Regions from separate parts of the Homo sapiens genome. Here region 1 is linked to region 2. Evidence: read pairs that join two places in POLR2A ChIA-PET (ENCODE). Cell type or tissue: OCI-LY7. All regions are shown on one strand. Links, peaks and the distances in the headings refer to the core of each region. The heading gives the core; the rest is flanking DNA.

What was found. Peaks named below come from ENCODE experiments on the same cell type or tissue, not always from the same donor. Only the 100,000 strongest peaks of a DNase experiment are listed, where the experiment ranks them.
Region 1: POLR2A ChIA-PET joins it to region 2 with 12 read pairs; 2 of 35 experiments call an interaction of 5 or more read pairs at or near these places.

Annotation. Positions count from the first base shown.
Region 1 is chr14:44,126,948-44,143,699 of GRCh38, reverse strand. The region is part of intron 1 of LINC02307 (long intergenic non-protein coding RNA 2307); the gene reads left to right. Among named protein-coding and RNA genes, the nearest start is that of LINC02307, 250 kb to the left of the region's middle. In OCI-LY7, for the core only: no CTCF peak of the experiment used is centred there; no DNase peak of the experiment used is centred there.
Region 2 is chr14:43,304,186-43,320,937 of GRCh38, reverse strand. LOC105370470 (a long non-coding RNA gene) reads right to left here and starts at 12,293. Exons shown (of 4, transcript XR_943798.4): 1 at 12,096-12,293; 2 at 8,084-8,206; 3 at 6,473-6,513; 4 at 3,952-4,035. It overlaps LOC124903307 (a long non-coding RNA gene), which reads right to left and starts at 3,952. Exons shown (of 3, transcript XR_007064136.1): 1 at 3,876-3,952; 2 at 3,153-3,279. In OCI-LY7, for the core only: no CTCF peak of the experiment used is centred there; no DNase peak of the experiment used is centred there.

The sequences.
Region 1 (16,752 bases), core at 9,230-11,729, 820 kb before region 2:
AATGAATGAGAGAGACAGCAGGTGAAAATGGATGCTAACTATGAACTACATACAGGTAGGGAAGACTTCCCAGAAGAGATAAAGTGAGAGCAGAGAGCACAATAAAACGAAGCCACAAGCTGTGTGGGTACCCGGTGGAAGAACGTTCTTAGGCAGCAGGAATAGCAAGATCCTCATCTCCAGAGTGAAGTCTGAATGGTGTGTTTGAGAAACACCAAGAAAGCAAAGAGAGCAAAGGCAATGATGGCAGAAGGTGACATAGGAGAGGCTGACAGGGCCCAGGCATATTAGGGGCCCATGTAGACTTCTGTAAAACCCTTTGGGTTTTACTGTAGGTAAAGCAAGAGCCCATCAAGGGAGTTTGAAAGAGCAGTGGCTTGGTTAAATTTCTATTTTAAAGGAGAACTCTGAAAACACGGCGAACAACATAAGTAATGAAATTCTACCTCATAAAACCTGAGATACAGCAATAGTAGAGCTTAGAAGTAAAAGTATGTAAAGTTTAAAAACAGGCAAGAGTAAACTGAAGCAAAAAAAGCCAGGAAAGCAGCTGCATATTGGCATGATGACTGGGAATTCTGGGATGCTAGGAGTGTTCTATTTCTTGATTTGGGTGCCAGTTATACTAGCATATTTATTTTGCATACAGTTCTACACTTAGGATTTCTGCACATTTCTTTATGTGAACAAGCAGAACCTTTTTTTTTTTCAAAAGGACAACTTAAGAATCCCCAAATCAGCACTGAAGAAAAATCCAGCAGAGGATTTGCTTTATAAGATATTGAGACAATATAAATATACCAATAATAGTGTGATATGGCACAGAGAGAAACAAATACATAGAAGGAAAAGAATAGAGAACTCAGTTTCATACAAATAGAAACCTGAAATATGATATGGTTGACTTGTACAAAATCATAAATTCTGGATAGATTACGGTCTTACATCTAGACATTAACACCGTAAAATTATAAAACCTTTAAATAAAATATAGACTGGCTTCAATGATCTTAAGGCACAGCGTGATTTTTAAAGTATGATTAAAAGTCATAAATCATTAAGGGAGATAAATTGGCAAAATCAATGAAATTAAATTTATGAACATCTGTTTATCAAAAGATACACATTTCATAAGAAGAAAGATAAGCCACAGCTAGGAAAAACTGTTGCAACACATGTAGCAGATAAAAGACTAGCATCTCAAATGTATAAAGAACTCCTATGAACCAATAAATAATAAACCAAAAAGAAGACTGCAATAAATATTTAATAGAAGAGGAAAAACAAAAGGTCAGTAAACATATGAAAATATTCATAATGCTATTAGAATTTAGAGAAATGCAAATTGAAACTACAATGAAATTCAATCTCATATCCTTCCAATTGGCAAAAATTAAATGTGTGTGTATATGCATGTGTCTTCTGTTGCTACTAAGTATTGGTGAAGATGCAAATTGCTAGTAACATTCACATAGTGCCAGTTGAAGTATAAATTTGTCTAACCACTTGGGAAAATAAGTTGGCATTACCTACTAAAGTGTGAATATGACAATGTTCTACGATCCAGAAATTCTTCTCATAGGCCTAGCAATACACATAGACATATACATGAGGAGATATATATGGATGAATTTATTTATGTGTGTATTATAAATGAACCTAGATAACAGACCAGAATGTGGACAGTAAAAACAGATGCATGTGTGTATGTGATTGGCTGGCTGGGGGGTAGGGGTGGGGATACCCAACTCAAAACACGGAGTTAAGTGGAAGTCAAATAGAGTGAACAAATTTCTACCTGCCTTTTCCCTTTTGTCCCCAAAACACTGGTAATTGGGCAGTCAGCCTTATACTTCCCTAATATAAGTTTAGAACATTCTTTTTTTGGGGAAAAAAGAGACCCAGATGTATTGATAGTTTGAATATATGTGTTTATAATTCCAATTACAATTTATATACTTTTACTTCTAAGCTCCACTACTGTTGTATCTCAGGTTTTATTAGGTATAATTTCATTAGATTTTATTCTCTGTATTTTCTAATTTAAATTATAATTTCTTATTTAACCTATAGATTACTTAGAATTGTGAGTTTTAAAAAATATGTATTTATAAATGCATTGAGTATTTTTAGTCATATTGTTATTATTAACTTTTAAAGTATTTCATTGCACGTCAGTGTCCTGATTGTGGCCAATTTAATAAATGTTCCATGAGTACATGAAAAGAATAGGTACCATTGTCTTAATTTGTGTTTATTTGTTCTGTGTGGTCTACAATACATTTTTTTCTTTTTTGTTACTTTCTTAATTTCTTCTATTTTAATGGTGTTTTGATTTTATTTACCTTAATACGTTTTTTACCTTTACTAATTTTGAAGTTATAGACTTTATTTATATGCTTTTTGTAGTTACAGTAGCTCCAAGCTTTATCTCCTGGTTTTGATGCTCTTGGGGCCAATTGAGTCTCAGGTGCTAAGCCAGATTGGGAAGATTCCCCTCAGTGAAACTGTCTGCTTGGATGTTCTCTACTTGTTTTGTAATCTTGCTGCTTCATTCCCTCTCTCTTTCAATTGTTTCTCTCATCCATGTTTTGAAAAAGTATTTTAAAATTTATCATACTATTTGTACATTTTAAAACTATTTTTATACTTAGTTTCCCAGGTTGTTGAAAATTTTTAACAATTAATTAAAAAAATAAAATTTCTGGCAGTTCAAGTAATTTGGGATCATTTTAGGAAGTGGACGTACAGACTCAGACTTTCTGAGACGTTTAGTTAACTGGTTCTATCTTTTTCTGCCTCCTCAATGGTTCTCAGATAATTCTAGTGATTTCTCTAGTTTAATCCTCTTAGTCAGAATTATATGCAGTACCGAGATTCTTGAGTTCATTTCTGAGATCTTGGCCTAATGGCGGAAGAAAAAGGATATGCACTCTATTTTCTGATAGCCCTTGGTTTAAATAATAGTTTTTGTACTTGCTAGTTGTGTGACTTTCTGTACAGCACTTAACTTCTTTTGGCCTCAGTTTCTGCTTTAGAAAATGAGCATCCTATTATTCAAATAAAATGTTAAATATTAATCTTAATTTTAATTAATAATGTATGTCTGCCATTGTCATCCTTCTGTCCCTTCAAATTTATTTCCTATCCTTCTCCACTCTCCTCTCTCATCTGGGAGTCCCACTTTTGTGGACTACACTCAATATACCACTCCAGAGGACATACAGTATTATGTAAATAGCCTAGCATAGTGACTGAAATAGGAGAGGTGCTCTTTAAATATTTGTTGAAGAAAGAATGAACTTTAAATTATTCCTAATTATTATTATTGAAACTAAAGAAATTTATAAAGTTAAGATCCAACAATAGTAATAACATGAATACAACATGGTGTTGTACCATGTTTGAAGCCCTATAGTAATCATCTTTCATGCATGTTAGCAGGGATCGGCAAACTATGGCTTGCAGTGTACATCTGCTCTGTCATTTGTTTCTGTAAGTAAAACATGGCCACCTCCATTTCTTTGCATGTTGTCTGTAGCTGCTTTCATGCTACAACAGCAGCATTGAGTCACTGTGGCTGAGGCTATACAGCTCACATAGTAGAAAATATTAACTAGTTGACCTTTTTCCAAAAAAAAAATTGTTTATAGCATTTAATCTTCACAATGACTCCATGAAGTATATACAGTTTCATTCCCATTTCTCACATGAGGAAACTGAGACTTAGAAATATTAGTTCGCTTATAAATGCTATTGCAGAATAGATTCAAGACCATTTTAATTATTTTAAGACAACTATGCATTTCCCCAACCTATTTAGATGTCTTGACAAAATTGTCCATTCTTTATATATCAAAATCTAAAAAGGAAAATAGACCTATTAATTTAGACATTATGGATCAAAAGAGAAAAGAGAAAAATTGTACCAATTTAATTCTTCTTTTCTTCTGCCCTCAGTCCTAGGAAAGTATTTCTTACCATTGGATGTCTTTCTCAGGAAGGATGTGGTAGGATGTGGTGGTCATAACTTGATGGATTTAAGGCTTCTATTTGGGGTTACTTATTAGCTGCTCTAGGGCATTCTTGAGAGTCTCAGCTGACCATGGTTTGAATTAGTGATATTTTCAATTAACTGTGGGTTTATTGGGATATAATCCCATTATAAATCTAGAAGTAGCTGTATTTTATTAATATATAAAACTAACAATTTTATTGCTATCAATAATAATATAAAGTAGTACAGTATATAACAAGGAGGTGTCTATTAAAGTGATATTTATAGCTATTACCATTGCTATAATTATTATCCAGCAGTAATGGTAATACTAATAATAATGGTATAATACATATTTACCACCACCACAACTGTTTTTTACATATGCTATCGGCTGAACACTCACTGCAATAACCAATCTAATTAGTGCAGTTTAACTTCCACAGTCCCTCAGTTATGTATCCTCCTGGATAAATATCTCTTATAGTCTGAACAAGCCTTACTCTTCACCACTATGCATGTATGATGTATTTTTTTCTTTTTCAATAGATGCTAGAAGACAACAGGGATGCTCCGAACTCCTTAAATAGTTAAATCAATTATCACTATCTCTGTGAAAACTGTATAATCTTCTCCAGGCTCTTGAAGAAGATTACATTGAAAAATTCAATGTAATCTCCTATCTGTGATTACATTGAATTTAAAAAATATCTCTCAGATGGTTATACTAAAAGCCCAGACTTCACCACCATACAATATATCTATTTAACAAATTACACTTGTACCCCTTAAATTTATACAAATAATTCAATTAATTAGAATATAACAGAGTGATTGATATACTGTGTTACAATTACTTGAAAACTGTAGTGAGTACTCATTGAGTATAGACAGTCTTCAATTTCTGTGTTTATTTTCAGGAATTATCACTTTGCCTAATAAATTGTACTTGGTGTTCAGTAAATGTTTGTTGAATAAATGGATGAATTATTTAGTGAATGAATGGGAATAGAAATATGATGAAAGTTGATCAATGGATATGGACTAAAGTATTACTAACTGGAGACATCAACTAGGACATTTCTGGACTTAATGCAAAGGAGATGAGTGATACCACATATTTCACATATATATTTAACGTTTTAAGAAACAAATACAATATATTGTTATAAATAATTTTAGTGTTATATAATTATAAAATATTTAGTTTCTAGATTTGCTTCTCAGAAATATTGCCTATATTAGAGTTTGAAAAAAACTACAGCATACATTATATTGTCTTCTGCTTAAAGTAAATTTCATTTAATTTAGTTGCTGTTTTTAATTTTAAAAATATAAAGGGAAACATTAACAAAGAGTATGTAGGGTTTACTGGAGAAAATATTTAGGAAAGCAAGTGCAGTAGTAAAGAAGAAACAAGAACAAGAGGGAATAGGTAAACATTTTATCTGTCAATTTCATTCAATGTACATTAAAAACACCTCCATCTGCTTATGGCTGTAAAAGTCCCCTGGATGCTAGTAAGCTGTCTCTTATTACCTAGTAATCTGGTATCACTTGCTTCAGCTAATTAGTAATATCTCATGTATAGTCAAAGCACATTATAGTGTCTACCCTGATATTGGTTGAGTCTTTCTAGAATTTTTAACAAAAATATCTGGTCAGATTTCTCTTTGACAGTATAGAATTTACATAAATGTTATAAATAACAAGTTTATTTGTATTAATCATCCTCACAACTAATAACAGGTTTATTTATATTAATCGTCCTCACAACTGATGACTTTTTATTTAATAGAGTTGATACAATTTTGGTTGCTATAGTTATTTAGCCTAGTCTTCAGATTTTCTTTTCTTTTTTAGGGGTTGGGCAGTGGGCCCCTGTGCTGGTTAATTTATGTGTTAACTTAAGTTGCCCAGACATTTCATCAAACATTATTCTGGGTGTGTATGTGAGGGTGCTTCTTGATGAGATTAACATTTGAATGGATAGACTAAGTAAAGCAGATTGCTATCCCTAATGTGGGTGGGCCTTGTGCAATCCATTGAAGATCTGAGGAGAGCAGAGGGCTGAGTAAGAGGGAACTCTTTCTGCCTAAGTACTTCAACTTGCATTAGTCTTCTCCAGCCTTCAGACTTTAACTGTAACACTGTCTTTTTTTGGATCTTGAGCCTGTTTGCTCCAACCGAAACTTATACCATCAACTCTCCTAGTTCTCAGGCCTTCAGACTCTTACTGAAGCTATATTAGCAGCTCTGTAAGGTCTCCATTTTACCAACTGCAGATCTTGGGACTCTTTAGCCATCATAATCACATGAGCCATGCATCTTTGAAGGAGAATTTGTAGGAGATGGAGCTTTAAATGTTGGGTCCTTTTTACTCCGGAGACAAATGTAACTGTGTCAGTCTATACTTTGGTGAGTTACAGGAAGGTAACCGTAAATATTCATGTCATTTATAGACTCTTAGGAGTCACCTCTCAATTTTCCTTTCTAGCACTGATAACCAACTGAAAATAGGTAGAAATTGGAGACATGAATCCAATTAACTTTCCCAATGAATTTTGGCAACAGTTTTTAAATAAATGATGGGGATGTTATAAAAAGTTAATGAATTATTGAGAGAGTTGCTTGATTCATGCAAAATTCTCCATGACCTACATTTTATACAGAAAACTAAATGAAAGAAGGGAGGTTCATTTAAAAAGTTACGTTCAGTATGATACCTCCTTAGTATCTCCTGCACTAAAGCGGTAAATTACAAAGTTAGATTTACCTAGTCCCTCTTTTTATCCCAATTCAGTATTTTTCCTACTAAAAAAAAGAAAATATTCCAAGCTGAAAAGAATCTTGGTATTTCCATCACGTTTGTTCTGAAAACAAAGTTAAACTACCATTCTATTTGAATTAGGCAATGGTGATTGTGACATAAGACATTACCTAAGAAATAATATTATGCTAGAATATGCTGATGCCTTAGGCTGAGGCAAACGTTACTAATCCCTTAGTAATACACAGAATTTTAAATAGCTATTACATTCCTGATATAAGATGAAAAGCAAATGCTATAGTCCAGATATTTTTATTTCTTATTTTAGTTGCCTAGAAAAAGTAGATTTTTTGTAATTATGAGCAAAAATAAACTTTTTCTAAAGCGTTCTTTTTCATATCTGCTCTTTTCCTTCACTATGTTTTCTTCCTTTATTCTTTAATTCAATTAAAATACGTTTGTGCATCTACTAAAATAAAAGTATTCACCCAAAGGCCATGGGGAATGTAAATTTTGTGAAGACACTCTATTTTTGTCCTCCATAGGCACACAGTTTTGTGAGAGACTATGCAGGTAAGTGAAGCACAAAGCCAAACGAAATTATTTTTATTCTAGAGTTACAAAATACAAACGAAGAAAGGTAGCCATACTGTAATCACATAGAGGAATCCATAAATGCACGTGGAGAAAGGGATGGAGTAGAAGTATACTTTTCTCTACCTCTACACATCAATTAGGGTAGACTTCTGTGGGTTGCAGAAACCTCTAAATAGGGACTTAAACAAATAGGAGGTTTCATTTTCGTTTTACATGACAGTAGTCTGCAAGTGAGTATTCCAGGGCCAATATAACAACCTGTATTAGTCCATTCTCACACTGCTACAAAGGATACCCCTCGAGACTGGGTAATTTTGAAGGAAAGATATTTAATTAACTCATAGTTTTGCATGACTGGAAAGGCCTCGGGAAACTTACAATAATGGCAGAAGGGGAAGCAGGCATGTCTTACACAGTGGCAGGTGAGAGAAGTGAGGTGCGAGCACCAGAAAAATTGCCATGTTTACAACCATCATATCTCATTTGATTCACTCACTATCACAAGAACATCATGGGGTAAACTGCCCACATAATCCAATCACTTCCTTCCTAGAACATGTGGGGATTACAGGTCCCTCCCTGGACACATGGGGATTACAATTCAAGATGAGATTTGGATAGGGAGACAGAGCCAAACCATCTCACAACCTAATACTTCCCTGAAGGAACCAAGTGCTTTCTGTCTTTATGTTCCACTGTTCTTAGTGACAAATGCTCTGCTGCAGGTACAACATATTTCATGCAGTAAGAAGGAAGGAAAAAGAAGACATGACACTCATGTACATCTACTTATGGCTTACTGGAAAATGCTCTCACACTGCCCCACCTAGCAGCACAGGTATCTAGTATTTTCATTTTCTAGCCATTGGACAGTAGGTAAGAAAAAGAGGAAGGGATTGGAATGTGTATGGAATAAGACAACTTATATTAGCTGCAATAATTAAAATGTTTGACTACTAGAACCACTCAGAATTGTAAAGAAAGTGATATTACTTTCTCTATATGTAGATGACATATTATGTTTCTGGAAAAACCAAAAGAAATAAAAAAAGAACTGCAAGCAATATACATAAAAATTGATATAAAATAGCCATAGACTTAAGTGTCATAGCTATATCTATAACATTTTTAAGTACAAAAAGAGGAGAAAATTATTGAGACATTAGAGTATGCAAAGATTAACTGAATCAGAAAAAGCATGAATTAGAAAATAGAAAATGGTAAATTAAACTTTATCAAAATGGGAAACTTTGCTCTTCAAAAGACATCATAAAAAATAAAAAGACAAGCAACATAGTGGGAGAAGTTTTTGCGATGCATACATCTCACAAAGAATGTTGAAGCAGAATATATAAAGAGTTCTTATACTTTAATAGTATTCTTTCTATAAAAACTTGTCAGATTTTTTTAGAGACGGGGGTCTTACTATGTTGCTCAGGCTGGTCTCAAACTCCTGGCGTAAAGCTATCCTCCTGCCTCAGCCTTTTGAGTAGCTGGGATTACAGGAACGAGCCACCACATCCAGCTATTTCAGTAATATTCTTGAATGGCCTACATGGACAGACACTTAAAAACATACAAGTACAGGTATATATGCATATAAACATATTAATATAATATTCAGTATATTTAACAATCAGATTGGTAGATGCACTGACCAATCCGAATTGATACTGACTTTGGGACTGAAGAAGTTCCATAAGCCTCTTCTTTGACAGGCTACTAGATCCAAGATTGTGGAGAATTATTTTGGGATCCCTGGGAAGAGCTGGGATTGGAGGAGACACTTGGGTAACCTGAGAAACAGGTATTTACCAAATTATACAGATATTTTACAAACTGTAGAAACATACCAATGGATATCAACTGCATATTATAATACTATTTATGAATTTTATTTTAGTGATTAATTTCTATATTAACCCTGTACCAATGCCACAATGTATTAGTTACTGTATTTTATAGCAAATTTTGTCAGTCAAGACTCCTAATTTTATTTTATTTAGAAAATTATTTTGTATTTTTAAGCAGGTTTTTTTCTAGTTTAATTTGAGAATCAACTTGTTAAAATTCTTAAAACTCCTTATTCTGAATTTGTTTGTAATTGTATTGAATTTGAGAAAAGATAACAACTAAAATACAAGTTTTTGCATGAAAAAGTGTATGTATCTTCACTTGTTCATACACCATGGTGAAAACTTAATAATCACTTTTGTTAGTTACAGAGTAGCATAACTCACTTAATGAATAGATGTCTGACATTACAGTCCAAAGTATCTTGATTTTACTTTCAAGAATCAAGTTCCTATAACTGCATAAAATGTCATATTTTTAGCCTGCCCAGTAGGTCACTGACTCACTCTAGGATCCTGCTGTGCCCTTGTCCTTCAGAATCTTCTACAAGATTTTTCCTGAAGGGTTTCAACATAAACTCATAATCCAGTTTATATTCTGGATATGTATATATATTTTATATTTTGAAATGTGATCTTATATAATTCACAAAGATTGAATTTTTAGCAGTTGAAGTTTCCTTTGATTTGGTAATGTAATTGTCACTCTATGTCCCTGAGAATATTTTGGAATTTGTCATGCTCAGCAATGAGTTTCCTTTAATAGACTTTCCCTGTGTCCTGGCAGCTTTTACTCCTTTGTAGATTTTGAATGGTTAGAAGACAGTGCAAAGAAGGCTACTTTACATATAAAGATACTTCAATTAGCTGAACAAATACATTTAACTTATTTTATTCTTGAATTATAAACTTCTTAAGGCCATAAAATGAGTCTAATTCAAATTTCCCAGAGTGCCATGGTGTCTAGCATAGGTATTTTGTGACTGGCAGGTGGTTGTATTTATCTAGGAAATAAAAGACAATTAACACCTCTTGCACATTTGCTGTGTGTCAGTTTGCTAAGTACTTCATATGAATTTTCTCATTTTACTTTTTCAACAAACCACTGAAGTTATGCTATTATTGCTATTTTACATATGTGGAAAATGAGACTCAGAGAAATTATGAAAGTTGCTAAAATTCTCAGAATTAAAGAATTGTGGAACTATGCATCAAATCTAGGCAGATGTCAAAAGTTCATTTTGAAATGAACAGTTAGGTCTTCAAGATGCTTGTTAGTGAATTCAAGCCAAGTTTATGGTTTTCCTTATATGTGCTTCTGATCAGATCCTCCATGTTGAGGTGTATAAGGTTCTGGTCAGGTAATTATGAGAACTGAGGCTGAGATGAGCTCTGCTGCTAATTAACCGTGAAACCATAACCATTATTTTCTTGTTCTTTCTAATAGAAATTATTTACATACGTATAATACTTTGTGATCTACAGGGTGCATTTGCGTATATTACTTGGGTAATTGTTATGGTAGGCAGAAAAATTATCCCCTCTGTCCTCCTTCCGCGCATCACCAAGGATGGCAACCTACTAGTCCCCAGAAATGGTGAATATGTTGTGTTAAGTGGAAAGGGGAAATTAAGGCTGCTGGTGGTATTAAGGTTGCTAATTAGTTGAGATGGGGATCTTGGGATAATAAGAATACTCTGGTTTATCCAGGTGAGACTAATGTAATCACAGGGATTTCTATAAGGGAGAGGAGGTAGGAGAGTCAATGTGAAAGTGGAAAGGAGAGTGCTAGAAGCCGAGAAATGCAAGCAGTCTCTGGAAGCTGACGATGGCCAGGAAACACATTTCTCCCTCGTGTCTTCAGAAGGAATTTAGGCCTGCCAGCGCCTTGATTTTCCTCCAGTGTGACCCGTTTTAGACTTCTGAAACTCTACCTCCACAATTGTAAGAAAATGAATTTTTATTGTTTTAATTCACCAAGTTTGCAGTAATTTGTTGTAATGGGACTGGGGAGCTAATACAAGTATCATTACAAATCTGCATGGTAGATACAATTATCACGGTATTGTAGATGTGCAAATGAGGTCCAGAGTAAAAAATGACATGCTTAAAGAAAGTCCGCCATTAAATACTGATTGAAAAATTAGCTCAGGTGTTTTGGTTACAAACCCCATGGCACTTTTTACATAAAATGAGAGGGTTGAATGACATACTTTCTAAGGTCTTTCCAGTTCTAACACTCAATGATTTAAAGTGTCAAATGAAATCACAGACTAAAATGTGAGAATTTGTTGGCTGTGTACCTCTCGGTTCTCAGGAGCATTTCTAAAGCAAAAAGGTTTTGGTATCTTTCTGCTGCATTGCAAAATAGATGTTTTTCTCCTAGTGTAAGCCTTGTGGCCTTTGCTCCTAGCTCTGAAGTTTAGCTTCTTGGACTCTTTCACATACATAACTAAAGTAGTTTTCTCATGTGCCTTTTAAGGGTTTACTAACAGTTCACTCAACTGGCTTTCAGCTGACAGCAACTGATTTTTTACCTGACCTGTTTCTTGAATAAAACTTGTCTTTTCAACAGTTCAAAACATTTTAAATAAATAGGGTTAAATTTGGCATCTGTTTTGAAATAAATTACAATTTCTTTGACATATTAACTAATATATGTATTTATATAATGATGAAAATATATACACTATTAAAATACATTAAAATTTTTTATTTCTAAATATTACTCGTAAGAGACAGTGTTCTATTTTCAAAGTATTTAATAAGATTTACAGATGTGTGTACAAAAATGATCCATGATTGCACCTCTGTCGAACTTGAAGAAAAAGAATAGAAATAATATATGCACATGGTTAGAAAATGTAAATGGAATAGAATGGTGTAAAATGAAAGAAAATGGAAATGATTTTTATGTGACCAGTTGAGTTTATGTGTATAGCTATCACTTATGTGATCTGTCCATTCCAAAAAACTTATATCCTGGCTCTAAACATCATTTGGGATTCACTTTGCTTAGCATACAGAGAGTAGATTTAAAAATTGCATTAAGTAAACTTTAATCTCAAACTTTATAAGTAAAGCAACAAATAAACTTGAGAATGACTGAACTTAGAAAAAATGAAAACAATACACAATTTAGTATGTATAGATAAGAGTAAATGCAAATGTTATTTTATTTTTCAGACTTAGTATATATGGGTGAAATTATTTGACAGTTATAGTTAAAGGACTTATTTTATTTTTTTTTCTTTTTCATCCCTTGCCAAAGTTTTGCTATGTTCACTGATCTCTTCTGTCTTCTGAATTTGGCACTAAAATAGTTGCTTCCACATGCCATGACTTATTTCAAATTGCAAATAAATATTGGCTTCTTAGTAGGAAATTGTCCATAGTTTAGACTTGACAAAAAAATCTACTTCAAATATACCCCACACTTGGTTGTTCACCAGTTGGTTCTTCTGAGTTCAAGATGACTGTGTCTGAGATCTGAGGGCTCTCTACATTTATGTATCTATTATAACTGTACCTGTTATGCTTCTCCTGAAATATAATGATATTGGCAGTGGAGCAAAGCCATTACAATCTGGTTTGGCAGGAAGGGATATTTTTCACATTGTCTAAGCCAAAATCAGTCACCTGATTGCAAAAAAAAAAAAAAAAAGAAAAAGAAAAGAAAAATGGTGTTACACAATCTTTATATTTTAATCTTAGACATTTCTTTCAATTGCAACATATTGAGTATTTTTGTTGTTATTTTGTTTTTGTTCTAATTTTAAAACTCTTTAGGACTGTTTATGAAGACTACTTCTTAGAGAATTTTTACATTTGCCACACAATTAAGAAGAAAATACAGAGATTTCCCATATCCCTCCCTCCTCTAGACATGCACAGCCTACTGCATTATCAACACCACCCACCGGAATTGTACATTAGTTACAATTGATGAACGTCCATTTACTCATCATTATCAACTAACATACATAATTTACATAAGGGTTCACTCTTGATGTTGTACAGTCTGTAGGTTTTAACATATTTATGATGACATATATGCATGATTATGATATCATACAGAGTAGTTTCACTGCCCTGAAAGTCATCTGTTCTTCACTGATTCCTCTCCTTCTCCTCAACCCTGTAACCAATAATCCTTTCATTCTTGACATAGTTTTGGCTTTTCCAGAATGTCATATAGTTGTAATCATACAATAGGTAACATTTTTAGATTGGCTTCCATCACATAGCAATCACATAGCAGTATGAATTTCAGGTTTCTCCATGTCTCTTCATTGCCTGATAGCTCATTTCTTTTTAGCTCTGAATAATATTTCATTGTATAAATGTGCCACAGTATTTTATCCATGCACCTACTGAAGGACGTCTTGGTTGCTTCCAAGTTTGGGGTGTTATGAATAAATCTGCTATAAACACTTATGTGTAGGGTTTTTTTATGGACGTATATTTTGAATTGCTTTGGGTCAATGTTAAGGAGCACAATTTCTGGCTCATATGGTAAGAGTATGTTTAATTTTGTAACAAACTACCAACTTTCTTCTAAAGTTGTGGTGTCATCTTGCATTCCCACCAGCAATGAATGAAAATTTCTGTTGCTCTATGTCCTTGCCAGCATTTGATGTTCTCAGTGTCCTAGATTTTGATCATTCTAATAGGTATCTAGTGGTAGCTCAGTTCTTTAATCTGCAGTTTTTGATGACATATCAAGAAGATGATGTGGAGCACTTTCTTACATGCTTATTTGGCCTCTATATATCTTTTCCAGTGAGGTGTCTGCTAAACTCTTTGGCTTATTTTAAAAATCAGGTTGTTTATTTTCTTATTGTTGAGTTTGAGAGTTTTGTATATTTAGGATAATAGTCCTTTATTAGATAAATCTTCTTGCAAATATTTTCTTAGAATCTGTGACTTGTCTTTTTATTCCCTTGTTAGTGTTTTATGTAGAAGACATTTTTAATTTTAGGGAGGTCCAGCATACATAGTCTTTATTTTATGAATTATGCTTATTGTGTTATATATTTTAAAAAATCAATGTCAAAACCAAGGTCATCTAATTTTGAACTGTGTTATCTTCTAGGACTTTTATGTATATATTTTTTTACATTTAGATCTGTGATCCATTTTGAATTAAGTTTTGTAAAGAGTATGAAGTCTGTTTCTAGATTCTTTTTTTTTTTTTTTTTGCCTGTGTATGTCCAGACTCTAAGACTTTTATAAGAAAAACTGTGGTGCCACGGAGGGAAAGTATGTTAAGAGGGGTAGAAGAATTGTCTTTTGGGAGCTTTAACATTCACTTAGAATATGCATTATTCATAAGAAGTTCATAAGAAGTTAAATACTAGAATAACATAGAATTTGATGAAAAACGTACATATATATGTAATCTATGAATAAGTTAATACTATTTTAATCTTTTATTATAATGCATTATATATAAATGTGTAAACAAACCTTTCTTCCTTTATGGATTTTGAATCATTTGAATGAAAAAAGTGCCAACCGCTTGACACCTATTGTATCAGAAACTTTATACCTGAACTTAATAAATGATCATAACAATGGTATGATATATCACTATTTTTCTTATTTTATAGATCAGGAAACTAAGAAAGAGAGAAGTTAAATAACATAATGAAGGTCATATGACTAGAAAGTGAAAAGTGAAAATATAACTAGGGGCTTTTTAGTGCCAAAATACATGATCTTTCCTCTGTGCTCTACTGCTTCTGTATGGATAAGAATTGTATAATTTTTGTTAATATTTGTCTTATATTTTATACACTTATAAATATGCCACCAATGTGTTACCAGTTATGAACACTCTGAAGGGTATTTGCTACTCAGAGACAAATTACTTGATTTAGAAGTAACTTCTTCTAGTGAAAATACCTAGGACCACAATATGGGCATTCCAGATGACTTTAAGCAAGTAATGTAGACATGAAAGAGGAACAGTGGTATAAGCAGATCAATAGTTGAGTTATGAAATTTCAAAAGTATGTATATAAGCATAAGCCATCACTTTTTACATTCATTCTATAGTTATTCATCCCCATCAAGCTACCAATGACTTTCTTCACAGAATTGGAAAAAACTACTTTAAAGTTCATATGGAACCAAAAAAGAGCCCGCATCGCCAAGTCAATCCTAAGCCAAAAGAACAAAGCTGGAGGCATCACACTACCTGACTTCAAACTATACTACAAGGCTACACAGTAACCAAAACAACATGGTACTGGTACCAAAACAGAGATACAGATCAATGGAACAGAACAGAGCCCTCAGAAATAACGCTGCATATCTACAACTATCTGATCTTTGAGAAACCTGAGAAAAACAAGCAATGGGGAAAGGATTCCCTATTTAATAAATGGTGCTGGGAAAACTGGCTAGCCATATGTAGAAAGCTGAAAGTGGATCCCTTCCTTACACCTTATACAAAAATCAATTCAAGATGGATTAAAGACTTAAACGTTAGACCTAAAACCATAAAAACCCTAGAAGAAAACCTAGGCATTACCATTCAGGACATAGGCATGGGCAAGGACTTCATGTCTAAAACACCAAAAGCAATGGCAACAAAAGCCAAAATTGACAAATGGGATCTAATTAAACTAAAGAGCTTCTGCACAGCAAAAGAAACTACCATCAGAGTGAACAGGCAACCTACAAAATGGGAGAACATTTTCGCAACCTACTCATCTGACAAAGGGCTAATATCCAGAATCTACAATGAACTCAAACAAATTTACAAGAAAAAAACAAACAACCCCATAAAAAAGTGGGCAAAGGATATGAACAGACACTTCTCAAAAGAAGACATTTATGTAGCCAGAAAACACATGAAAAAATGCTCATCATCACTGGCCATCAGAGAAATGCAAATCAAAACCACAATGAGATACCATCTCACACCAGTTAGAATGACGATCATTAAAAAGTCAGGAAACAACAGGTGCTGGAGAGGATGTGGAGAAATAGGAACACTTTTACACTGTTGGTGGGACTGTAAACTAGTTCAACCATTGTGGAAGTCAGTGTGGCGATTCCTCAGGGATCTAGAACTGGAAATACCATTTGACCCAGCCATCCCATTACTGGGTATATACCCAAAGGACTATAAATCATGCTGCTATAAAGACACATGCACCCATATGTTTATTGCGGCATTATTCACAATAGCAAAGACTTGGAACCAACCCAAATGTCCAACAGTGATAGACTGGATTAAGAAAATGTGGCACATATACACCATGGAATACTATGCAGCCATAAAAAATGATGAGTTCATGTCCTTTGTAGGGACATGGATGAAATTGGAAACCATCATTCTCAGTAAACTATCACAAGAACAAAAAACCAAACACCGCATATTCTCACTCATAGGTGGGAACTGAACAATGAGATCACATGGACACAGGAAGGGGAATATCACTCTCTGGGGACTGTTGTGGGGTGGGGGGAGGGGGGAGGGATAGCATTGGGAGATATACCTAATGCTAGATGACGAGTTAGTG
Region 2 (16,752 bases), core at 4,950-7,449:
GAAGAGAACCAACTCAATATTGAGGGGTCACAATCAATGTATCTATTTCTTTCTATTCAAATGCTTGAATAATAAGGAGGGCAGAAATAATTTTATATTAGATAAATTTTGAACCAAATAAAATTAAAAGCACAAAATTATCTTTCTATACATTTAATAATTCATTACTACTGATTTTAGTAGAAAGCATATGTTGACAAAAGTTTTTAAAAACCATACTCTTGAAGATCATTACTTGGTATTTTTAACAGGAAGATTCAGCATTTAAATAAAATGTTTACATATAATGGCTACTACTTATATTACTGTAATGCATATTGATATTTATAGTAATAATGTAGATATGTGTCAACATTTATCAAATAATAATTATGCATGCCATTTTGATTTCATTTCTTTGTATTGTTAGACTTTCTAAATAATTGCATAACTGTAAAATAATGAAGAGGTAAAAGTAAAAGATAAAACAGACAAAAAGCAAAAAAAATCTTTATTCTAGTTATAAAATTCAGGCAAAATCATAATTATGATATACATTCTCTAAGAAGTAATAACTACCCATGAATAGCATAATATTTAAATACTAGGCTAGGAAACCAATGGGATTATACTGTTAGATAGCGAATTTTTTCATTCGATGAAAGACAATCTAAAAATCTTACCCCTGTTATAAAACTTCACATTCCATTAGATTTCTTCTGGTTCAGGTTTTATGATAGGAAAAATAATATAAACCTTACTATATTTTCACCTTTGAAGAAGAAAAAAGATGGAATATAGCAGAAAGCATAAAAGTGCCTTTCTTATTTTCAGAGCAGTCATGCACTATAAAAATCTGTGATATATAAGACTTCATAATAAAGAACCCAATGTTTATTAAAAAGAAGTATAATTTTTTTCAGAAGTCTAAAGCTTTTCAAAAAATATATTAAATTTTGTTTTATTTTGTTTTGTTTCCTCATTTTCTTTCCATGCTACACTTTACCATTTTTTTAATAGCTGGAAATAGACATTTTTGTCTGTTTTTTTTTTAATTGATGAGGTTACTCTCATCAATGAAGAAGTTTGTAGAACTTCTTGTCGAAGTTGTAGCCATGACACTCTCAAAGGAAGGGCAAGAATTAACAAGAATTAAACACTAACTGAGCTGCTCCTTTTCTCCATATGGAGATGGCTCTGGTAATTGAACCATGCCTGGGGACTGACCTCCCAGAAGTTTAGAGTCGTTGGAGTTATGTGTTTTCTTTTCCTATAAAACCTGCAATCAAAATGCAAATTGAAAACTAAATTTTCCTTAAAAGTCACTATCAATTTAAAAGCTGTTTTAAATATTCTTTTCAAATTCTATAAATTACCATAAAGCTCTAAGTCTCATATTTCTGGAATATTTAGCAAAAGTGAAATTGCTTTGTCCAGAATAGCTTTTTTTTAGTTTCTTCTGATGAAAAAATTGCAAGATGAAATTCTAAGTAGACAATAAGTTATATCGTAATCTGCATTGAAGCTTCACTGGCTCCTTATTAGTTTCATCTGAAGGTATGGGGTTATTTAGGGTGCAGTAAGGTATGGTGAAATTGCCCATGAAATTGTTTCTAACCCTAAATGATAAAGTATAGGAAGAGGAATATTAATTTAGTTTTACCAGAATTAGAAAGTTTAACATGCTGAACATTGAACTTCATCATTTAAGTATTAAAAAAGGCATGACAATATTACATGAAATCTTTTAATCTGTTATGCAAATATATGTTCAAATTTAGTGTTATACTTAACATGTAGACCTTAGGAATTTAAGGAAGGAAGTAGATGTATCATATCTAAGGGATAGTTAAAATTGTTTTACAAGTATACACATTGAAAATCAGAGTTCTATTATTTTATAGGAATTATTCCCTTGTCACTAGTTCATGAATCTGTAAGGTTCTCCTGATATATTTATGTAGGTTCCAACACTTTTAGGGATATATTTTCATGTCATCATGTTTTTCTCCTATTAAAGGAAAACACTAGCTAAATTAAATTTAAAAGGGTTAAGTGGAGCAAAGAAAATTTTGTGAATCGGGCAGCCTCACAAGCCAGATTAGACTTAGAGACTTCAGCACAGCCACATGGTGGAAGATATATGGACAGAACAAGGAAAGTGACATACAGAAAATGGAAATGAGGAACAGAAACAGCTGGATTGGTTACAGCTTGATGTCTGCCTTATTTTAACACAGTTTGAACAGTTGGCCACCTTTGATTGGACAAAACTCAGTGATTAGCACAAGAGTAGGCTGCAGTGTGCTTATAACTCCATTTAGGTTATAGTTCACGATGCAAAGAGAAACATTTAGGCTGAACTTAAAATATGTAAGGAGGCAGCTTTAGGCTATACTTGATTTAATAATTCCCCCCCTTTGGTCAATTTTTTCAACTATGAGAGATTGACCAAAATTTTAATCAGTAATGTCACTCTCGCCATTGTAAATGCACTTATTCAATCTTGAAACCCACTGAGAAATAGCAAACAGATCAGTGGGTTTGGTAAGGGGAACAAGGACTTCAGGTTATTTTTTTGTAAGGGTTACAGTAAAGGGTAGCTGATTATGCTGGAATGGACTGTTCACAGGAGAAAACAAAACCTAGTTTGTTCTAGGATCTACATGTTTCCTTAAAGTTTCAGTTTGATTTTGTCACATTTAGCATGAATGACTCCATTTTGGTTTGGTCTGGTCTGTTGGGGTCTAGTGCATGTGCTTAGTCCAAAACAATGGGCTCCCACTATTTTGTTTAAAAATTTTCCCCTTTTGGTTAGGTTCTCACTTATGTGAGAGTGTGATTCAAACTTAGGGCCTTAGCACCACTCTCAGTTACCATCATTTTGGATTTCTCATCTCAGCATGTCATTCATAGGTTACAGTGCCCTCATGATCACACATCTTTTTCAGCTCTTGTCATTCCCATTAAAGAGAGACCATTTGACCTTCTAGAGATGTCTGTATGCAAACATTTAATACTTTTGAGGGAATATAGTGCGCCAAGAAGATTATTATTATGACTATCAGGAGGATAATACCAAGAGCTTGGGGTATGCTCCTTATGGTGGGTCCCCATAAACCAAACCAACTAAAATCAAATAGATCAAAGAATAAGCTAAAGAATCTACTCACTTTAATTAAACAGTCTCTTCAATAATCCCGTACAACTGAATCTCTATAATATGCACTATGATGTAGTTCTCCATGGGCAACAAGTGCCACCAGCTGCACAGATACTTCTGTTTAGCCAGTAAGTAATCTAGAACAATAGAGCAATTCTATTATTTAGCATAACTTTCACAAGATAATTTAAAGTCTGTTGTGTAACCATAACCTTTAGAGTAAAATCTGCTTTAAAGCCTATCATCAGTGGTAAATTTTCAATCATTGCCTCATTTACTCCTAACCATGGGGGAAAAAAAAAAGAAAACCTAACAAATGATGCCCTTCTAGAATAGTGAAGACCTCCTGACAATGTTCTCCTTAACCCATGATATAGGTTAAGACAAGTGGAACAATGTTCTGTTTCTCACTAATTATCAGGCAACATATGTACTATTAAAGCTTTTCACCTACATTGGGCCTTCATCTTCCATCTGTCAAGGTATAAAGTTATCCATGCATAATGCTGGCTGCAAACTCCTTCACAAAAAATATATATATATATGCCATGAGTGCACCCAACAGCACCCTTTCCACTTCTATTGTTCATAGATGAATAAAAAAGGGGAAAAAAAAGAAAGATAAAGAGTCTCATGATAGTAGAGAAGTCTTGATTTCTTGATCTTGGGAAAAAGCTATTCACTTCAAGGATGCCACCTTCTTTTGGGGAGAAACTTCCCTGGCTAGCTTTACCTTAAGGTTTTCCAGTGGGTGTACAGTTCCAAGAGTGTGGAGGGACCCTTCTCAGTTGTGAGATTATGAATCCAAGGTTCAAGTTCCCGAAGTTTTGCTGCAGTGTGAATAGCAAGGGCAGTGATTCTCTGATGTTCTCCAAAGATTCAGTCTTTGCGTTCTAGATTGTGAAGGGGACAATTGTCCTCAGACAGTAAACCATGAAAAGCTCTCTTTACCTGGTGAAAATACACTGTGGAATAGTGAGCTGCTATTATAACATCAGTCTTCTTGCATGAGAAAGCTCTAATACAACCGGAAGACATGCATTAAAAATGACAATGGAATGAAACCCCTCTATAATTGTTTAAATGGCCCATCAGGTAGCAGAATGCACATGAAATTTTGATTGTCTTCCCAGGAATATGAGTTTGACAAACCAAACGTTGGTCATAAACTATGTAAACTATTTTAGCCATTTATAAGTCACTATATATATATATTTATATATATATATTTAATTTGGATCATTTTACTTATTCCATGATGAGTCATGAAATGCAGAACTTTTAATAACAAAAGCTTTAAGGACTCAGGAAGGACAAGGCAGCCATCCTGGTCCTCCATGAGTCCATGCTTAACATTGTACTTAGTCCTCTTGAATACCAGTTGTTTTTCCGGTTTAGGGGTGTAACACTGATAACTGATGGGTTATCATAAGTAATCTGACTTAGACCATGGAGTTCATTCAGATTGTATATCTACACAATTTCAATACTGGCTGATTCAGCATGAAAATTTGCCAAAGCATTTTCTCGGTATTCAATTAATTTGATTCTACTTGAGTTAGCAGTTTTATAAACCAGTCAGTCTCGTCATTAAAGTACTAGGAATTCTTAACCCAATCCAAATGATATGATTCTAAAGTTATTAGAAACCTGCATTCAAGAGTGTTTTTCAGGGTTGTTTTCATTCTTTCATGAACTCCTTAAAGACTCTATATTCTAAAATTTTGTATGCTTGTGAAGTTTTCAGAAATTGCATCAAAATTAAGCAATTAACTGTGGAAATGACTTTAAACAAGCATTTTAAAGACACAGTTGATAAAAAAATTTCTTTATTTCTGTGGTCTACAATAACAACATTATAACCATAAGTGTGATTTATAGTGCATACTCAGACATATTAGAATTTTAGAAATCCCATACAATTTTGGAACATATATTAATGACATTCATTAAATATAACCTGAAGAAGGTTAAACATTATTCCTTGACAATGCTTCCCATGTAACTTAACATGTCAAATAATCCTGCTTACCTCCCTACAGAGGGCTTCAGTGGCCCTCTTTAGCATCTCAAAGTTAGAGGCCAAAGAAGACTTAATTTTGATGCTGAAATATGATTTTGGGAAGCCTATCAAATACATTAAAGGTTTAAAACACTTGAACAAAATAGGATCACTGGTCACCATAAAACAATAGTTGTTCATTTAACCAAAGTGATAATTTTAAAAGATTTTTAAAGGCCAAAACCTGTACTCTGATAAAAAAAGACCCAGTTTTCCAAACAAAAGACCTAAGACAGCATGAGACAGAATCTGTCTCTTCTTTCCTCTGTCTTTTTCACTCTTTTGGCAGTTTACTCAAAAGGTGAATGAAAATACTTTACCATGTGTTATTAAAACTACAAAAAAATTTTGTTCAAAAGAGAAAACCAAGTTTTCTTTTTGTATTAGTGTATTATCAAAACTAAAATTAATTTTAATAAAACCTTATAAATAAATGTACCAAATCTGTCATCTTTTAACCACACAAGATTTCCATAAACCTTTTGTTTTACATTTTTCCCCAACTTTCTTTGTTTATTGTGTTGTATCTATTTTATTACTCTTTCAACTTGAAACTTTTAAGTAACTTTAAACCAGACAACATTTTAAACACACATTTTTATGCCTTTATAACTTTCCCCATTGAACACATATCTTGGTTTTGTTTATACACTCTGTATACAGAATTGTCTCATATCTAGTAGTTTTTAACTTTTATTATCTCTATTTTTTAGTGAAAAACCTAGAAAGTAATTTTGAACTGTTTTATATCAGTATTTGTAGATAAAAACCATTTTATATTTTTTAAGAAAAATAGTTCTTCAAATTATTGTTTATTGACAGATCTATTTAGCTTTTCTATATCATGTAAAAATAACATGTGAAGGTATATAGACTTAAACTCATGTTTAATATCTACATTTCAATATCAACTTACAGATGACTCAGACATTTTATAATTATCTATTACTTAATTTTACATAACATGACTCTAAAATTTTAAATTACTGAAAATAATTTTGAAATTGACACAGGTAGCCTTTCTAATGTCTTCCCCTAGGCATTCTAGGTCTTAGGTAGCCACAGGGGACCCAAGAGGATTATGAAATTCAAGGCCTTTCTGAATCCATAAGGACAGAGAACAGAGCCATGAAGACTATATCTGGAGAATCCAACCCATCCCAAAATAGCCAGGAGGCAAACAGGAAAAGCAGAGGAGGAAGCAGCCATGTTGGACTTGATTCTGGCTGGTATAGGCGTAGAAAATGGTATAGAAAATGTCTTCATACCTCATCATGACTACCCATTTAGATCCCGGAATCCGGAGACTCTAAACCAAAGACATAAGCTCACAGTCAAATGAAGCAAGTATCTGTATTTAACTGATAATTTTGAAGCCATTTTTATTTTACCAACATTTTAAAAACTAGCTTTATTTACTAAATATTATCACGTATAGACACACAACATATAGAAACACAACATATAGCATAACACATATAGACACACACACATAACTCATATAGACATACAAACACGCAGAAGCTTTCATAAAGGATTTTCATTTGGTGGCTTTTAAATAATTCCCACTCTTACACCCCATTTGGTCTATCAGTCTTCTAATTACCTGTTTCTTTGCCTTAAGGTATTGTTAACTAGGCAACAATTTGCATTTCTAAAGGGACAACTCTTAGGTGAAACAAATACATATATATGTAATTTCATAAGCATAGAGCTAAGATTTTAGGCCTAAATATTTTATTATCATTTGCACAAACCAAAGGAAAAAATGACTCAAACAAAATGTCACTTAAGATGGCCAGATAAGCGCCTTAAACAAAGGTATGACTTATTATGTAAATCTAAAAGAATTTTACAAGTTTCTAATATACATAGGCAGACATCCTTAAAAATGGAGATTTCCTTTATAGATGTAAATTTCTTTTACAAAAGTGTTTCAAGATAACAAATTAAATTTCAGAAAGGTGTATTTTAGTTTAACAGGGTGTTCCTTTAAACTTAGCTACTGTTTTTTATCTAAAATTACTGAGTTCAGGGTGGAGTCCACTAAGGACTAGGGCCAAGAAAGCATTTTCTATGCCTGGACTCAGCATGGATAGATCTGAAAAAAAGTCAAGCCTTCTTTACCTGAGGGACTACATTTTATTATCACTTAGGATAGCTTTCTTTCCACCTTTGTGGTGGGATAGTAATAAGCCAAAAGTTTAGCAGGTTTAATTTTTCTTATCAATTAGTCTCTTTAGCTTTTTATTTGCCTTTTATAAAGTCTTTGCTTGAAAATACTGGTATATTTTTAGAAGTTTCTGCATATCAGTAGTCATTCTTACATGAGACTAATTTGGGAGCCCTCATTTTCAAATGCATTTCTTTAGTGCAGTACTGTTCATTTGGAATGTTCCACTGTAACTAATCTTTAGTAAGATTTTGTCATCTCTATGAGACCTTGCTGTTTCCAGGGCCTAATACCTATGCATGTATAAGCTGAAAGGAACTCAGTTCTTTAGAAATTAAGGATCCTATTTTTACCACAAATGTTTTCCAATGATCAATTAGCCAAAGATCAACTTTTCCCTACCCAAGTGTGCAAGAAAAATGAAACAAAGTGGATAGAACACAAAAATTCCTACAAATTTCCAAAAGACAAATTTTACACCCCCTGCAACATTGCCATTTACTACCAGTTTCTTTCTAATCCAGTGAGACATAAGAGGCTTCTAACTGGATCCAAGCCAGTTAATTATCAGGTCTAATCTGATCCTGGACCCAGTCCAGTTTCTGTTATGACTTCCAAACCCAGTTTGGATGAGAATTTTGCTCAAAGAAACTCAGAGAACTCAAAACACAATCAATTCAGCTTCAGAATCTGAGAGAGAACTTACCATAGTCCCCAGCTGCTCCAAGAGACCAAAGGACACAGTAAGACTGGCAGGTACCTCGGATGGTCACTCAGTGCTCATGGGGATCATTAGAAGCTCTACTTTGGATCCCAATTCTGACACCATCTGTTAAAAGAAAAACTTTAGCTGAATTAAATTTTAAAAAGTTTAATTGAGCAAAGCAATATTCATAAATCTGGAAACCCCCTGAGCCAGAGTAGGCTCAGAGACTCCAGCACAGCCATGTGGTAGAAAAATATTTATAGACAGAAAAGGAAAGTGGTGTACAGAAAATGGAAGTGAGGTATAGAAACAGCTAGATTGATTACAGCTTGGCATTTGACTTATTTGAATACGGTTTGAATTGTTGGTCACCTTTGATTGGTCAATGTTCAGTGATTGGTACAAAATTAATCTACGGTGTGTTTGGAACTCCATTTAGCTTTTAGTTCACAATGTACAAAGAAACCTTTAGTCTGAACTTAAAATATGTAATGATACAGCTTTAGGCTAAGCTCTATTTAACACTGCTTACTTTTTAAGTGCCCTTAGACTGTATCATTTTGGACAAAATGTCTCTACTGTTGATGAAAAGAGTCAAACTGTAAAATATTCGAAGAGATTTATTCTGAGCCAAATATGACTGGCCCATGGCCCATGACATAGCCATCAGGAGATTCTGAGAACATCTGCCCAAGGTGGATGGGGCACAGCTTGGCTTTATACATTTTCGGGAGACATGAGACATTAAATAATATGTGTAAGGTGTATATTGGTTCAGTCAAGAAAGGCAGGACAACTCAAAGTGGGGCTTCCAGGGAATGGGTATATAAGAGACAAATGATTGCATTCTTTTGGCTATTTGATTAGCCTTTCAATGAATACACAATTTACATGTGACTTCGGGTGGGGGGTAAAGGAATAGTCATTGATGCCTTAATCTGGGTCAGTGAATCTGCATTTTTACATAAACTATAGGGCTGAGAAAGCAATTAGATATGCATTTGTCTCAGGTGAGCAGAGGGATGACTTTCTGTCCTACACCTGTGAAGATAAGCTATCAATTTACTTTGCCAGGGTGAAATTCAGCAAAATTATTTTTAGAGTAAAAGTCTTGAGGCTCACAAGAAATTTCCTTAATAAAATGGGAGGAATGATTGCCTGATGCAGTTCCCAGCTTGACTTTTCTCTGGTTTAGTGATTTTGGGGTCCCAAGATGTATTATCCTTTCATACTACTATTTTGCATATTGCATTAAAAATACCATTTACCAATGTTAAGTACTGGGTAGATTTTCTCCCTAAAATTTGATTCAAGAAAACTTGGGACAACTAGACCTCAATATAAGGTTACCATATTTTTATGATTATCTCAAGCTCTGCACCCCAGTGATAATCCTCATTTCTCTGTTCTTATCTAAAACCTATATGCTCCTTAAACATTACTTTTGTTCACTTAAGTTCTCCTGCATTGTGGATTTGTAATGCAACATTCTTTTCAATTGATTTTCCTGTACATGATAGCTTAACTACATATACCTGTGTTGTTTGTTCAGCTCTCTCCTCCAGGGCTGTTAGGTTTTTCCTGGGTAATTTTGTTTTATTTTAAGCACACTCTCTAGTGACAGCAGATGGCAATGTCAGAGGAAGATTGTGGAGAAAATATGAAACAATTAATTTACAGTGTTTGGAATTATGCTTAATTCAGCTCAGTGTCCCCAAACTTAGGTGATCAAAAAGTATAATTACAGTTGATTTATTGAGATTTATGTACAATAACAGTAACAATTAAGATATTTGTTTGGCCGGGCACAGTGGCTCACGCCTGTAATCCCAGCACTTTGGGAGGCCGAGGCGGGCGTATCATGAGGTCAGGAGATCGAGACCATCCTGGCTAAGACGGTGAAACCCCGTCACTACTAAAAATACAAAAAAAAATTAGTCAGGCGTGGTGGCGGGCGCCTGTAGTCCCAGCTACTCGGGAGGCTGAGGCAGGAGAATGGCGTGAACCCGGAAGGCGGAGCTTGCAGTGAGCCGAGATCATGCCACTGTACTCCAGCCTGGGCGACAGAGTGAAACTGCGTCTCAAAAAAAAAAAAAAAAAAAAAAGATACTTGTTTTTTGATCGGTTGAGAAATATGTGTTGTTTTTTAAAAAGATAGATTAAAGTATATTCTAGCTGTTATAAACCTGCGTTCTGAAAATTCTACTCAGATTTATACTTTGTTATTAATATAATACCCAGAATGTTTCCCTAAAGTAGTACCTGAGCGATATTTTATGTACAGGTCTGTCAATTAAACTAGTACACATAAATTAAAAACTAAATACTTAGAACATACTTTGCCTTTTTGATAGTCTCTATTTTGTTCATTGTTTTAATAACATAAATTGATTTGAAATTAGTTGATTTTTTGGAAAAGTTATTAGATAAAATATTTAGGTAGAGTACAAACAAAATAAGGCAATGGTTTTATAAAATTGCTAAAGCTATATGTCTAATGAAACAACTGTAATATATGACTTATAGGTTGCAATACTATAACACTAACATAAAATATCTACAAATCCTAGATCAATGTATTACATTTTTTTCTACTTCATGCACAATTTAATCACAATAAGGACATATTAGGGCAGCTTGGAGCTATAGGAATGTCAAATAAAACTAATAAAATTGATATTTCAGAAAGATTAATTTGTAACAATTTGCTGGGCAAGATAAATAGAAACTAAGAGAAACAGGGAAGCAAGAGAAAAGATATGACTTTATTATATAAATTCAGGAATAAATTGATAACACTATAATTTTGACCTCCCTTCCAATATTTTCACATCAAAATATACTACCTCTGCATATTTTTCTCCAGTCATAGTTTTCATGAATCTGATTACTGTTTAAGATCTCCCTAAATTGTCTTGCTCACTATAAAGTTCAGAAGTGCTTACAGGTTATATTTTCTTCCACTACTTTAAAATTCTCCCCCAAGCTATCACCTTATTTTTAAAAATTCAAGACCACTTATAACTGTACTCCACAATTCCCAGATTTTAGTACAGTTGACATATGGCAGTTTGTTCTTAAATCACAAAACAAATTATTCAAATATTGCACTTCTTGTTGACATGGGTAATTATGTCCAACACCAAATCCTCAAAACTAAAGCCCAAAGCAGGCTATTTCAACAGCATAATGGAAAGATATATAGAACAATATTCACTTACATTATATTTAGATTGGGAATTTGATTATGGTTTATAGTGGTACCAAAATGTTAAAGGATTCATGTGAGACAAGGCGTATTTATCTACATACAAATAAAAGAATAGGAAAGAGATCACTAGTGTAATGGCTTATTGGTTAACATCAAATGTATTCACTAAAAAAGAAAAGACTCTACACATCATACATTGAAAGAAATAAAACATAATCTAAATGTAACAAATCATAAGAAAAAGCCATACTGGGAAACAAACCATGTTATTTAAAGTAAATCCAAACTTAATTTATTTTTATGTACATTTGGTTGAACTGCTCACTTCATACAGACATAGTATCAAATTAGTGAATACTAGAGCAAATTCTAGTAAGAGTTAATATGGAAAGATTTTAGGTGCTTGACTTGACATAAGCACAATTACACCAACAAATACAAACTTATTTTTAAAATAAAATAGTCAAGTATAGTGTTTTCCCTGAATACGGTTTACATGACTTTAGTTTATCAAAGTAGTGACTGACACATTTCTCAATGGAAAGGTAGAAAATCTCATCACTGTTATGAAAATATTCCCAGCAAAATGTGTTCCCAATTTCTTTTCAGCAAAATATGTATTGATGTATGATTTTAAATGTAATGAAGTGTTGAAATTCTTTACCATTGACATCACAGTGCTGCATTTTATCATTTACTAGCTCCAGGCACAAAAGCAATACCTGAGACCCAATTGTCCATTCTTGGCTAACACTGCCTTATGTAACTAACAGCACAAATATGTGCACTTAATATACTTACCTTAAACCAGAACTCCCAATATAAAAATCAACTTTAAATTTGTCAATATTTTTTTAAAGCAGTGACAAGGTAGACTTTCATTTAAAAATAATAAATAAAACTCTTCTTGTTATGCCGATTTTTGAGATAGTACAGGTCTACTGTCTTTCAGTGTGAATTACTGCGTCCTTCTCTCAGTAGATCTGGTAACACCTCAAGATGTAGTCAGCTCTCATTACTCATGGTAGTTATGCTTTATGAAGTCACCATGAACACGGAATTTAAAAATATTGAATGACTGCTTCTGGGAAAAAGCAGGGTTAAGTTTATGCAAGCCTTGAGTCACAACATGTTCCTCAACCAAAATGTCATTTGTGTTATATAGGTTAATTTGCCTATGTCCTTATTAAACAAGGCAATATTTAATCATCAGAACTGAAAACCTGCTCTTCCACCTAATCTTCCTCCTGTATAATATTTATCAGGCATTCTAAATTATTTTATGAAGTCTCCAGATCTGTAGAAACCACCCTGTCTGTTAAACCTTCAAGTTTAACATTTTTCAGACCATGCTGCTTTCAAAACACGTAAGACAGTCAGCATTGGCCAAGAAGGATTTAGCGTTTTCTTGACCCTGATTAACATGACTGTATATACATATATATATATTTGGCTTTAAGAATGACAACAATGCTGTTCATTACACATTTTTATATGTGTCATCTCATGAATTTACAAATTTGGCAGGTTTTCCATCTTTTCCATGTCTTTCTCATGCATTGTAGATGTTATTTTAGCACTTTGTGGAGCAGCCTCATGTACAGATCAGCAAATTTCCGCTTTATTTTTCTGGGTATACATGGTGTTGATTTACTAACATTGAGATAACTGTCAACAGCTTATAACTCATGCCTGAATGAAAATTATCTAACATATATTTTCTCCATATGGCACACATGGATATACATGAACATTAAATAACACTTTAGCACTATGCTTGGGGACCATTTTAAACAGCAAAATCACCAACAAAAAGCACAAAATGTAGCACCAAATAGACTGTAGAAAGGACACTTGTTTAAAGTATGAAAACTAAAACAAGAAGGCAGAGTGTTGCCTTGTTCAATTTCAGTTGCGAATAAGCACATTTACTGATTCAAAATTTTTGAGGTTTTGAGCATGTCTGCAAAGGACGGAGAAAATTCGTGAGTATTGATTTTGAAGTTACACATAACTTTTAGTGAGTGGGCCAATTCACAGAATCCATGAATAATGAGGTTTGACTGTATACAGGTAAAGTAATGTCTATACTAACTAGAACGTCTAATACTCCAATGGAATTATCTTGGGAGGAAAGTGTTTATAGTGAATAATAAATATAACATTTATATTATAATTGTCTCTGTGTTAAGCATTTTAAATTTAGCTTTTAATTAAATCTTTATAACAACCCTATATGTAGGCAATATTGCATCCATATTTTTTGAAGAAACTGAGTCATAAAAGTTAACGTTTATAAGACCACCTGGCTCATGAGTGATGGTGCTAGTATTTAAACACATGTGGTATGATTTTAAAGCCTACAGTATTTGCCACACAGGTACAGTGCATTAAGATTCCTTGAAAATATAAGGGCTGATAGAAACATTTAAAGGCAAAATAATAATAGTGATAATAAACATATATTAAATATATATCTATTTAATTACATAACATAAAGGGAACTAGGCCCCATAATGGAAGCAGAGCTGGTCACAGATCAAATTCAATAACCTAATTAATAGGAGATGTCATTAAATAAAATGAGAAGAAAGCATGGACACTTTCTTCAAAGTCAAAGAGCTAGTCTGAGGTCGTGGCTTGTGGGACTAACAAAATAGGTCAGGCCAGGGAGTATGAAACACAATTGTTCTGATGTACCATGTTGTGTTCAGACAAATCATAGTGTTTGCCCTGCAGGAAGGAGTTTTTCTTTTGGTACATAGCCTCATATCTGATCAATGTGGCTTTGCTAGACTGGCCCAAGTACTTTATAAACCTTTATGACACAAACCATGTTACTTTAATTATACATCAAAGAATCAAATGTACTCATTTTTCATTGCCTCTAGCAAAGAATTAACTCAGTGGTATTACCATCAAAACTGTCAAGATACCACAACCTGGCATCTGCAGCACCAGATGGTTTTTTGTATTAGGATAAGATATTGCTCTTCCAGAGTTGACAAGAAGAGTGTTATCATAAATACTGAACAAGAGATACCCATGCGGTATGTGCTATGATTTAATTATGGTCATGGAAATCCTTAGAAGAATTCTAAAATTAGTACACATTTTAAAAGTACGGTCATGGTTATAGATGTGTATATCCTAAACACCAATTATAACAGCAAAGGGATGGTTACTGTTAACTTGCTTACCAAAGGTCTATTCTGTAGATGACACTGCTCTTGCATAATACATGATTGGTTTATCATTACCATCTGGAATAATCTCTTTAACAGATTCAAAGTAGGTTCTATGTTATCATGAACTCCTATACATATATTTTAGCATAGATGAATAATGTTTCTATAGCAAAATTTGTCAGCATATAAAACATAAAGATTTTGCAAGAGTGGCCAATTTTCTGTATCCTTGTCAAACAAAAAAGTAATGATTTTTCTTTTTGTCAAACTAATTATCATTCCAAAATAGTGACTCACAGAATTTGTATACCCTTTTTTATGAATGTGGTGGCACATCATCTTTTCATGTTTCATGTTTATTGGGACTTTGTCTTCTTACGGTTCTATTTGTCGTGTTTTTCCTAAGCAGATTTTTTTTTTTGCTTCCCTTATTGATTTGTAAGGACACTTTATATAATATATTCTAAATATAAGCCATTTTTCTGTTAATTATAAGCCACAGGTTAAAGCAAAGTTCTGGAAGTTCATGCACTTTGCGGTGGGGAGGAGCCTGGCCCCTCCTCTTCCTGTGTGGAACTGGGGATTTGAATGGCCAGGTGGGAAGCTCTCTTGCAGGGACTGTGGCCTAGCGAGAGTCCCTGTTTCCCCCTTTTCTTTCTTTTCACTCAATAAAACCCTGCTTTACTCACCTTTCAAACCGTCTGTGAGTCTAAATTTTTGTGGTTGCAGGACTTTTCCTTAGTTCAGCTAAATGCAACCATGGCATACAAAAAAGTTTGGTAATACCTAAGGAGACTATGACGAAAACTAGCATAATAATGACCTAGTAGCTTACCACTACCCACTTCTATTTATTTTCAACCCATTAACAAATATATTCTGTTTGGAAAGTTTCATGTTCTAAACTCTCTCTGTAAAAAGTTTTCCAGATGAATTAATCCTTTCAGTTTATTCCTCATTCTGTAATATTGGAGCAGTTTTGTAGTATTAATTATAACATATATCTTGATTGGTTTTTACAAATTATAAGAATTCTAGTGTGAAGACTTTACTATGTCTAAATATAGCTAAAAATATGTGGTTTCATGGAATGAGAACAAGAGAAAGCACACACATGAGCTTCTCTTTCCTATGCATGAGATTAATCTTTGGTGTCTCCACTACAGAGGAGACGATATATAGATAAGAAAAAAAAATCAAGATAGGGAAGAGGCTACAAGAAAAATATAAATTATTGCTGGTATGTCTCTTGAGCCCAGCCAAATGACAATAATTTTTGGAGTGAGAAAGTGTTGAAAGAGATGTAGAATACTATGTTTTTATACAGAGATGTAGAGACTTACAGCTGTGGGTTTAAACTGATAAGACCTGAGTTCTTAGATCTGAAGCAGATATGTGCCAACATAAGATAAAAAAAGAATGTTCACAGTAATTAATCTTTATTTAAATCACAGAAAGGATTTGAAAGATTCTGAGGTGAACAGAGGAGAAATCACAAGTATTAGGCATTATGGCTATTCTGTGTGTAATAAAAAAACATGACAGATAATGAAAACTTACCCTTATCTCATTTTAGCCCATGGATTCATCTGGCATGGAGATTAAACCACTGCTTTTTTATATCTTACTTCTTTAGAAAAGTACAACCAAAGTGAACTTAATTTTGAAAAGGTCATACTACAACCAAAATGCAATAATCTGGATAACTCAGTTTAAGCATAAGATAATGGTACACTTTAGTTCCTATGACCCTACATAATAAATGTAACAAAAGTCAGGCTTGGCATACTTGTGAAAGAATGAAACTAAAATTTTGATTTAGAAGAGTACAGCTCCAAGCACAATATCTGATCCTTGAACCATATATCTATTTTAAAAGATCCACAAAAGATAGATAAAACAGTCCTAGACAAAATAAGTTTTGACCCCAAACTTTTCCTATTACTTTATTGGAGTTCCAAACATGCTTAGTACATCACTTTTATAGTATTGTATTTCCTGTATTTTGAAGAAAGCAGAGTTTGAAATTGTACTTGCTGGATTTCTGACCCAGTCAATGTACAGACTACTCTAAAAATCTTGAGAATTGTAAGTCTTTATCTTCATAGCTTTTATGTAATATATGTATACAGTTGGCCCTTGAACAACATAGATTTGGACTTGCCAAGTATATTTATATAGAGAGTTTCTTCCACCTCTGCTATCCCCAAGACCTGAAACAGCAGGAACAGCCCCTCCACTTCCTTCTTCTCAGCCTGCTGAATGTGAAG